3 separate regions of the Mus musculus genome follow, and all the other regions are linked to region 2. The links are chromatin loops, found by intact Hi-C in ENCODE. Cell type or tissue: heart. All regions are shown on one strand.

Evidence for each region. A loop is a pair of places that touch in the nucleus more often than their neighbours do. Peaks named below come from ENCODE experiments on the same cell type or tissue, not always from the same donor. Only the 100,000 strongest peaks of a DNase experiment are listed, where the experiment ranks them.
Region 1: a loop joins it to region 2, with 4 times the contacts of the local background. A loop is called at or near these places in 7 of 42 quality-filtered maps.
Region 3: it touches region 2 in a loop (2.3-fold over the local background); 5 of 42 quality-filtered maps call a loop at or near these places.

What each region holds. Positions count from the first base shown.
Region 1 is chr1:11,045,498-11,047,997 of GRCm38, reverse strand. All of the region lies in intron 1 of Prex2 (phosphatidylinositol-3,4,5-trisphosphate-dependent Rac exchange factor 2), which reads right to left. Among named protein-coding and RNA genes, the nearest start is that of Prex2, 53 kb to the right of the region's middle. In heart, no CTCF peak of the experiment used is centred here; a DNase peak (open chromatin) is centred at 957.
Region 2 is chr1:10,991,906-10,994,405 of GRCm38, reverse strand. Prex2 (phosphatidylinositol-3,4,5-trisphosphate-dependent Rac exchange factor 2) reads right to left here and starts at 941. Exons shown (of 40, transcript NM_029525.1): 1 at 497-941. The coding sequence starts at 613. In heart, no CTCF peak of the experiment used is centred here; a DNase peak (open chromatin) is centred at 1,045; H3K4me3 peaks cover 1,259 bases; H3K27ac peaks cover 1,124 bases.
Region 3 is chr1:10,878,825-10,881,324 of GRCm38, reverse strand. No RefSeq gene overlaps it. Among named protein-coding and RNA genes, the nearest start is that of Prex2, 110 kb to the left of the region's middle. In heart, a CTCF peak has its summit at 1,223; no DNase peak of the experiment used is centred here.

The DNA.
Region 1 (2,500 bases), 54 kb before region 2:
TAATGAACTCTCAAACAATAATAATAATTATAATTTATCAGACTGGTTTACAATATAAAATCACATTAGACTCTCTTGGGTATGATGAATGTTTTGGATTTGAGTTTGGGTTTTGTTTGTTTGTTTGTTTGTTTGTTTGTAAAGGAGCTTAATGACATAAAAATAATATAATTTTGATGGCATTAACAACAACATCAACAACAAAAAAAAAAATCCAAAAAGATAGGAGAAAAAAAAGAATAGGATGGTTCTAATGTGCCATCAGTAGCTGACACTTTCTTCTGACATCTGTAGGCATGGTACACCAATACACATGAAGCAAAACACCCATACACACAAAACATATCTGTGTTGAAGGAGGGATGTTATCATTTGTATAAGTGTCTGTGGATGCACAACATAGCATCAGATCTCCTGAAGCTGTACTTAAAGACAACTGCGAGACACCTGGCATAACTGCTGGAAACCAAACTCTCAGATGCTCTGCAAAAGCAGAAGTCACTCTTAGCTATGGAGCCCTCTCTTCAGCCCCAGAAATGAATTTCTAAAACCAGCTCATAATCTCATGTGACTGTCTTCATGACTTATCCTTAATTAGGCATTGTCTAAACTGCTTTATTTTTAATACTGTACAAATATTTATGCTGCGGTGAAGACAGACTATTGTGCCTTTGATATAATACTTCACATTGTACTGGTTGGGAATTTACATCGATAGCAGATAACTTAAATAGCACAGCACAATGAAAGAAAAGGCCAAGGGGGAAACACAATATAGATAATATTTTCAAGTGCAGCTTTTTTTCCGGCACAGGAAACTGGTCATTTCCCAAATTTAAAGTGCAGAACACTATTTCTGTTCAAGTCATTATTCAAGAATCCAGTTCCCATGAAAAGGAAATGTTAGCAGTGGGGGGCAGAAACAACCCAATGAAAAGAGTCAGGATCTAAGCAGAAGCCCCACCTCCCTGGCACCCATGGCCTCTCTTTTCTACCTATGATCTAACTTAGTGCCTAATCTTATGAGAGACAGGAGGATAAGTTATCTTTATGGGAGACATTTTGTTCAATTAATAGAAAGACTTCTTTTCATCTTGAGATTTATGTACCCGAGAAATATAGGGGCTAACTTAACCCTTCCCTTAAGGCTAACTACAACAAAGAGGCACCTACACCCTGGAAACTTTATAGTACAGATTGTTATCCACTGCTCCTTCAGACTTAACATGTCCCCTTCTCCACTTTTCTTAGAACCCAACATTGTCTTCACCATCTTCAGTCACTAAACAGCTCCTCCCTATCATACTTTATCATAGTATCTCCTTTCCTTTCAAATTCTGTTCTTTGTCTCTCCCGAAAGCAAGTGAAGTATCATAACCAAACTGGCTAAGGTTAGGCCAGTTTACAGGTAAACATTCACAGTACAGAGATTACCAGGAAACAGTCCAACAACTAAAGGATTCAGTATCTGAAAGGAAGCATTTCCAATCAGTGGGGAAATGCCAGGTGTTGGAACAGGCTGCCACTGGCTTCAAATCAAACTCTCCCAATTACCAGATAAGCAACTTGACACTTGAGACAGAATTTCATATTTGTGAAATAAAACTTATAACAGTCTTTGTAACTTTGGGATTTCTATAGGGAAAAAAGTGTGCATGTGTGTGTGTGTATGTGTGTGTATGTGTGTGTGTGCATGAGAGAGAGAGAGAGAGAATCATATCTATGACATCACTATATATGTTCTGTTATTTTTGTATTTTAATTTTCATCACCAAATGCACTTACCAAGTATGATTTTCATTATTTTTGTTACTAATAGCAGTGTCTTGAGGAACACCTTCAAGAAGACGTGTACAGATGTCTACACAGCCCCATAATCCCAGCATTTGAGAGTGGAAAAATCAGGAGTTCAAGCTTATCCCTGGCTACAGAGGGAGGCAAAGGCCAGCCTGGGTTACGTGAGACCATGTGTCAAACAAAAGAAAACAAAATAAACTAGCAAACGTAAAGGTGAAGAGGGAGAGGAGGAGGAGGAGTGAAAGGAAAAGGGCAAAACAGAATTAATCCAGTCACCATGACAACTACCTGCAATGCCAGCACTGAGAGGTGAAGACAGAAAGGTTTGTTTCAGACCAGTCTGGGACATGCAGAGAGAAGAGGTCTGGCTGTCTGCCACAGCGACACTCTACACTGTGATCTGCAGCATCAATAACCAGCTAAGAGAAACAGATATTATGTGTGCACATAAATAGGTACAACTTGAAAAACTTTTCCAAGATGCTCATAATCTTTCTCCATAATTCATCTTGTAACACCATTTAAACAACCTGGAATGGGATATCTTAAAAATATGAGAAAGAGGCTAAATAAAAACTGAAAATTAGGGACAATAATCATCAGCTATCCTAATGTTTCAACAATGGGAAAATAAAATATGAAATACCAGAAATTCATCTACATGTCTCACAAATAAAATAGGAGGCAGCAAAATGTTACTAAT
Region 2 (2,500 bases):
GGCGCACACATGTGGCTTTAATATGCAACAGCTGCCAGGGATGGTGACCCCGCTGCTCTTGCTCCTTCGCCTCCACCCTCAGAATCCAACGTTTCAATGATTATACCTAAAGGGACTTCACTGCTGTTGATCTAATAACCGACTCCGGCTACACAACATTCAAGGACTTTTAAAACACTGCATGTACCTGAAGGTAGCAAATTGAGACACAAAATCAAAACAAAATATGAGCCGAAAGAAAGAGGATAAGGAAAATGACACAATGAAATTTGCCCTGGGAGATGGATAAAGAAAATTAAGCGCAGATGGAACAGGCAGAATGGCCACTGGTTAACTTCTCCCACGCGAGTTCTTCAAGGCCTTGGCCACTCTGCACCCGTTCATCTACAGGTCTGTCCCCCGAGTCCCCGCGGTCCCCGCGTCACCTTTACGGATGCCGGGTGCTGGCGCAGACAATGCTCCAGACTTGGTGCCGTGCGCGGGGCCGGCTACTCACCGACACCAGGAACTCCAGCGTGCCCACGTAGTCGCGCTCGGTCTTCTGCAGCTCGCTGAGCACGCACACGCGCAGGCGAAGCTGCTTGTCTACTTCCCTGGCGCTTTCGTCGCTCATGGTGGCCGGCGGGGCGCGGAGCTGGGGGCAAGTGCGCTGCCCCGCGCCTGCTGCCGCCACTGCCGCCACTGCCGCCAGCAAAGTTGCCGCCTCTGCCGAGTCCCAGCCGGAACGCGTAGCTTCACATGCTGGCCGGAGGCCGGGGTGTGGGCAGAGGACTGTGCTCGGGCTGCGGTGCGAGCGCGGGACGCGCGGGACGCGCTGGACTCAGAACGGGACAGTCCCCGGAGAGCGGGAACCCAGCCCGGCCCGCTGCTCCGGCCTCACGCGGCTCCAGCCCGAGGGGAGGCGGCTCCAGCCACAGCGGTGACTTGGACATCAATCAAATGCTTTCAATCCATGTGACTCCGACCCTTTACCCTTAGCCAAATCTCAGGAAAAAGGAAACACAACCCTGGGGAAGTGTATCCTGCCAGCTAACTAAACACACACACACACACACACACACACACACACACAGGATGGAACTAATCCGAGGTTCCCAAACCTAGAAGGACACTTGTGAGGGCTGCTCTTGGGAATCCCGCCCACTGTTTAGCTTTAATGTGTTTTGCACCAAGTCTGAAAGCAAAGAAACAAGTCCCCGCGGTTACATAACTGCTTGGGAACAAAACAACCACACCACTGACCCTCCCGCGTTTGACAAGGAACACATTGATTTTGAGTTTTCGTCTACTACGAAACAGGTTCGGTTTATAGAAAAAAACAGCAAACAATGTTATTTCACAGGCAGACAACCTCTGTCAAAGCTTGAAATGTCAATTAGTGTGATAAATGAGGACATCAGAGCAAAGTAGCAGCCCTTACCTATGCACTGATTCACATAGAATAAGCATCACCCTGGCTGAGTACTTTGTAACACCGGGTGTATCTAAATTTTTTAAGTCTCACTGTAGTATTTCACTATCAGTTTAAATTCAAGAATATTTGTTCTCAGCTGTTTCCAAGAATTGTAATTTTAAAAAGATACAAATGTTGGATGAGGATGCATAGTAGGTGATTGACAGATGATACCTGAAAGACAGGTGGATGATAGCTGATTGACAGAGGACACACAGAAGCTAGTTATGCTTCAGTTTTGAAATGGAATGGCCAACGCATTTGATTTTAATGTTTAAGTTTATTGAATTCTCCCTTGGGACCAGAACCAAAACCTATAAATCTAACAAACCAAGTGATCCATTTGCATTTCCATCTAGATATTATCAACACATACTTTCAGAGCCATTTTTTCTACTTTACATAGTGTACAGCTAATGACATTTAAATAAATGGAAGTCGCACTCCTGAGGCAAGGAAGAGGCGGCCAAACTTGTTCCAAGATTCAGCAACCTGAGATAAACTAAAGATGTTTCCCTCGTTATTTACACTAAAGTTATCTCCAGTTTCCCATAAGTCTTTTCAAAATATGATTGTGACTTCCATGAAACAAAAAGGAATCTCGTACCTTCTTCTCATATTAAAGATTCAATATTTGAATAATATGAATGACGCTGATGGGAAAGGTAGCTTTTCTGTTTCCCTTGCATCTGGCTATTTAGAGGCAGCCAGGAGCAAAGGGCAAATAGTGTGGACAGCTTCACACAATAGCAGAAGAACAAAGGACGCAAAAGACAGACCTCACAGAGCCTGGTAAACAATAAACAAAAGAAACCAGAAAGCAGAGGAAATACACCCAACAGCTAGTGGGAATCAACCTCTCTGTGTTCCACAGGTAGTAGTGAATGAATGCACTTTTTGCCCCCAAGAGAAAAAAATGATATAAACAAGACAGAGTTCCATCTAGTGCTCTGAATGAAATAGAATGTTTTCTCTTGCCATTTGTTCCCAGTTAGAAAGCCACATTTCTATCAAGCCATTTTGTCTATGTATAGACCTCTAGAGCAA
Region 3 (2,500 bases), 110 kb after region 2:
TCTATCAAAGACCCTCTGAAGTATTTAGTAATCTTACACAACAGACTGAGCTTGAAAAGACCTCAAGAGTTCCACCCCAAATGACGTCTATATCCCCTATGAGTGGACACTGTCTGAGAGGGCACACTACAGCTCAAAGACCTACAAGAGAAGATGTTCTGCCTTCACAAAGCAAGGTAAACCAGCAGATAGCGTTTTTGTGTACATGGATGAGTTCAAAATACCTCACCAGAGTCTTGTGATATTATCTACAAAGAATAAAAATGTATAAAGGAGAAATCTTTCATTCATAATAGTGATCAACTTTATTAATATAGTTTCCTTAAAGTATAAGATATTTTTTATATTCACCTGCTCATGTCTCCTCTTCCTCTGCTTTCCTCATTTCTTCCTCTTTCTCCTTCTAGTCTACTTCTTTTGTCCAGCCTCTTATGTATGCTTTCATGTCCCATGAACATATGTCAAACACAAGCATATGTCACACACATGCATATGCATATAATATATAATATGGTATATATATATATATATATATATATATATATATATATATATATATATTCTGTAAAGCATCACATAATTTATATATCATATAAATGATAATTTATATGTTTATCTCCCAAATCCCAGGAATCAAGGCAATCGCCAGTGCTTTAGAGTAGATGTGAGGTTATATTTGCCATGCTCTCAGAGAGCTTGGTGCCCACCCCAGTGCTCAGCGACCTAAGGAAGCAGCTGTTAGCTGGAGTCTGTGATGGCTGTAGTGGGTTGCAAGCAAGGGCTTTGTGAGCTGTGATGAATCTGCTGCAAGAGGAAGTGAGTCAGAGCTGAAAGCAGCATAGTCTCTCTTGCCGCAGACTCTGGTAGTCTTTCATGATGCAAATCACTCAGTTTTGTAAGACTCCGGGGAGCCTTAGCTTACCCAGGACCACCTGAGTAACCACTTGGAGCCGGAATCGGTATCGATGCAAAATGCAAGAGAAATTTATTGTTCCAGTGCACTGGGGTCATCTCAGATCTGAAGGAAAGGTAGCCACCACCACCATCCTTTCAGTTAGTTTTTATATGGTTTCCAGGAGCAGGATAGAGCATCGGCAACTGGGCACAACTTGATTGGTGGAACACTGCCCCCTTTAAACTGATTGGTCTTTAGGGAATGAGGTGACAAGCATTTCCCTTGTCTGACAGTAGGCAACAATCAGTCCTGCGGGATATGTCCCCACCCGCAGGTCGCTTTCTTCCCTGTGGTCTGAGGAATGTTAATTACCCTCTCCCTTCTAGAGAGGCAAGTGTTTTCGTGTCCTTCCAAACTTCCTAAACTGACCTTTTCAGTTTCATTATGTATCATTGGGCTTATCAAAAATTAATATTAACCCAGTGGTTGAAATTGGTTACTAGAACTTTGCTGAGAGTTGTTTTTTGTTTTTGTTTGGTTGTTTTTTTTTTTTTTTTTTTTTTTTTTTTTGGTTTTTTGAGACCGGGTTTCTCTGTATAGCCCTGGCTGTCCTGGAACTCACTTTGTAAACCAGGCCTGCCTCTGCCTCCCAAGTGCTGGTACTTTTTACTTTTTGATTTTGCTTGTTTTTTGGTTTTATTTACTCATTTAAAACATTAAAATATGTGTATATATGTTCTTTTATATGGATGTCTATACACCACGTGCTTACCAGGTGTCTACAGAGACCAGAAGTGGATGTTGGATCTCCTGGAATTGGAGATACAGACAGTTGTGAGCACCATGCAGATGCTGTGAATAGAACCTGGTTCTCAGAAAGAAAAACCAGTACTCTTAGCCACTGAGTCATTTCTTTGGCTGCATGTTTTTTGTTGTTGTTGTTTTTTGGTTTTTTGTTTTGTTTTGTTTTTTTGTAGTGGTTTGGTAAAGAAAATGAAGAAATTGGGGAGAGAAAGCATGGGAGAAACCATAAAGGGAATCAGGCTATGAATTATAAATTATTAAAACTATCATTATGACATCAGTCTGGCTCACAGTTTGCTTATAATAGAAGTTAAATTGCCACTTTAATGTTTTAGTGGCTAATTTATACATAGTCTTTCATTTATACTTTATTTTAAATTTATTTTATGTGTATAGTATTTTGCCTGAACAGATGTCTGTGTATCATTTGTGTGTAACGCTTATTAAGAGAAAAGATCCCTCAAGCTTGGAATTATAGACAGTGGTAAACTGCTGTCTGGGTGGTGGGAATCAAACTTAGGTCCTCTTCCAGCAGCCAGTGCTTGTAAACCACTGAGCTTCCAGGCCTTCTTCTACACTTCAGTTAGAAAACTTGAAGAAAGACTCAAGGATTTTGTTTTAGTCCCTAACCTAATCTGCACTGCTCTAAAAGCCTGGAAAACTGAGTTGATGGTATCATTTGAGCTCCATGAGAGCAGAGTTCACACCTGGCTTTTCAGTACTGAATTTCCAAGGATTGGTACAATGTTTAGTACATACCTAGTTTTCAATAAGTACCAGTTAAATAAATTTCTGTTGGCC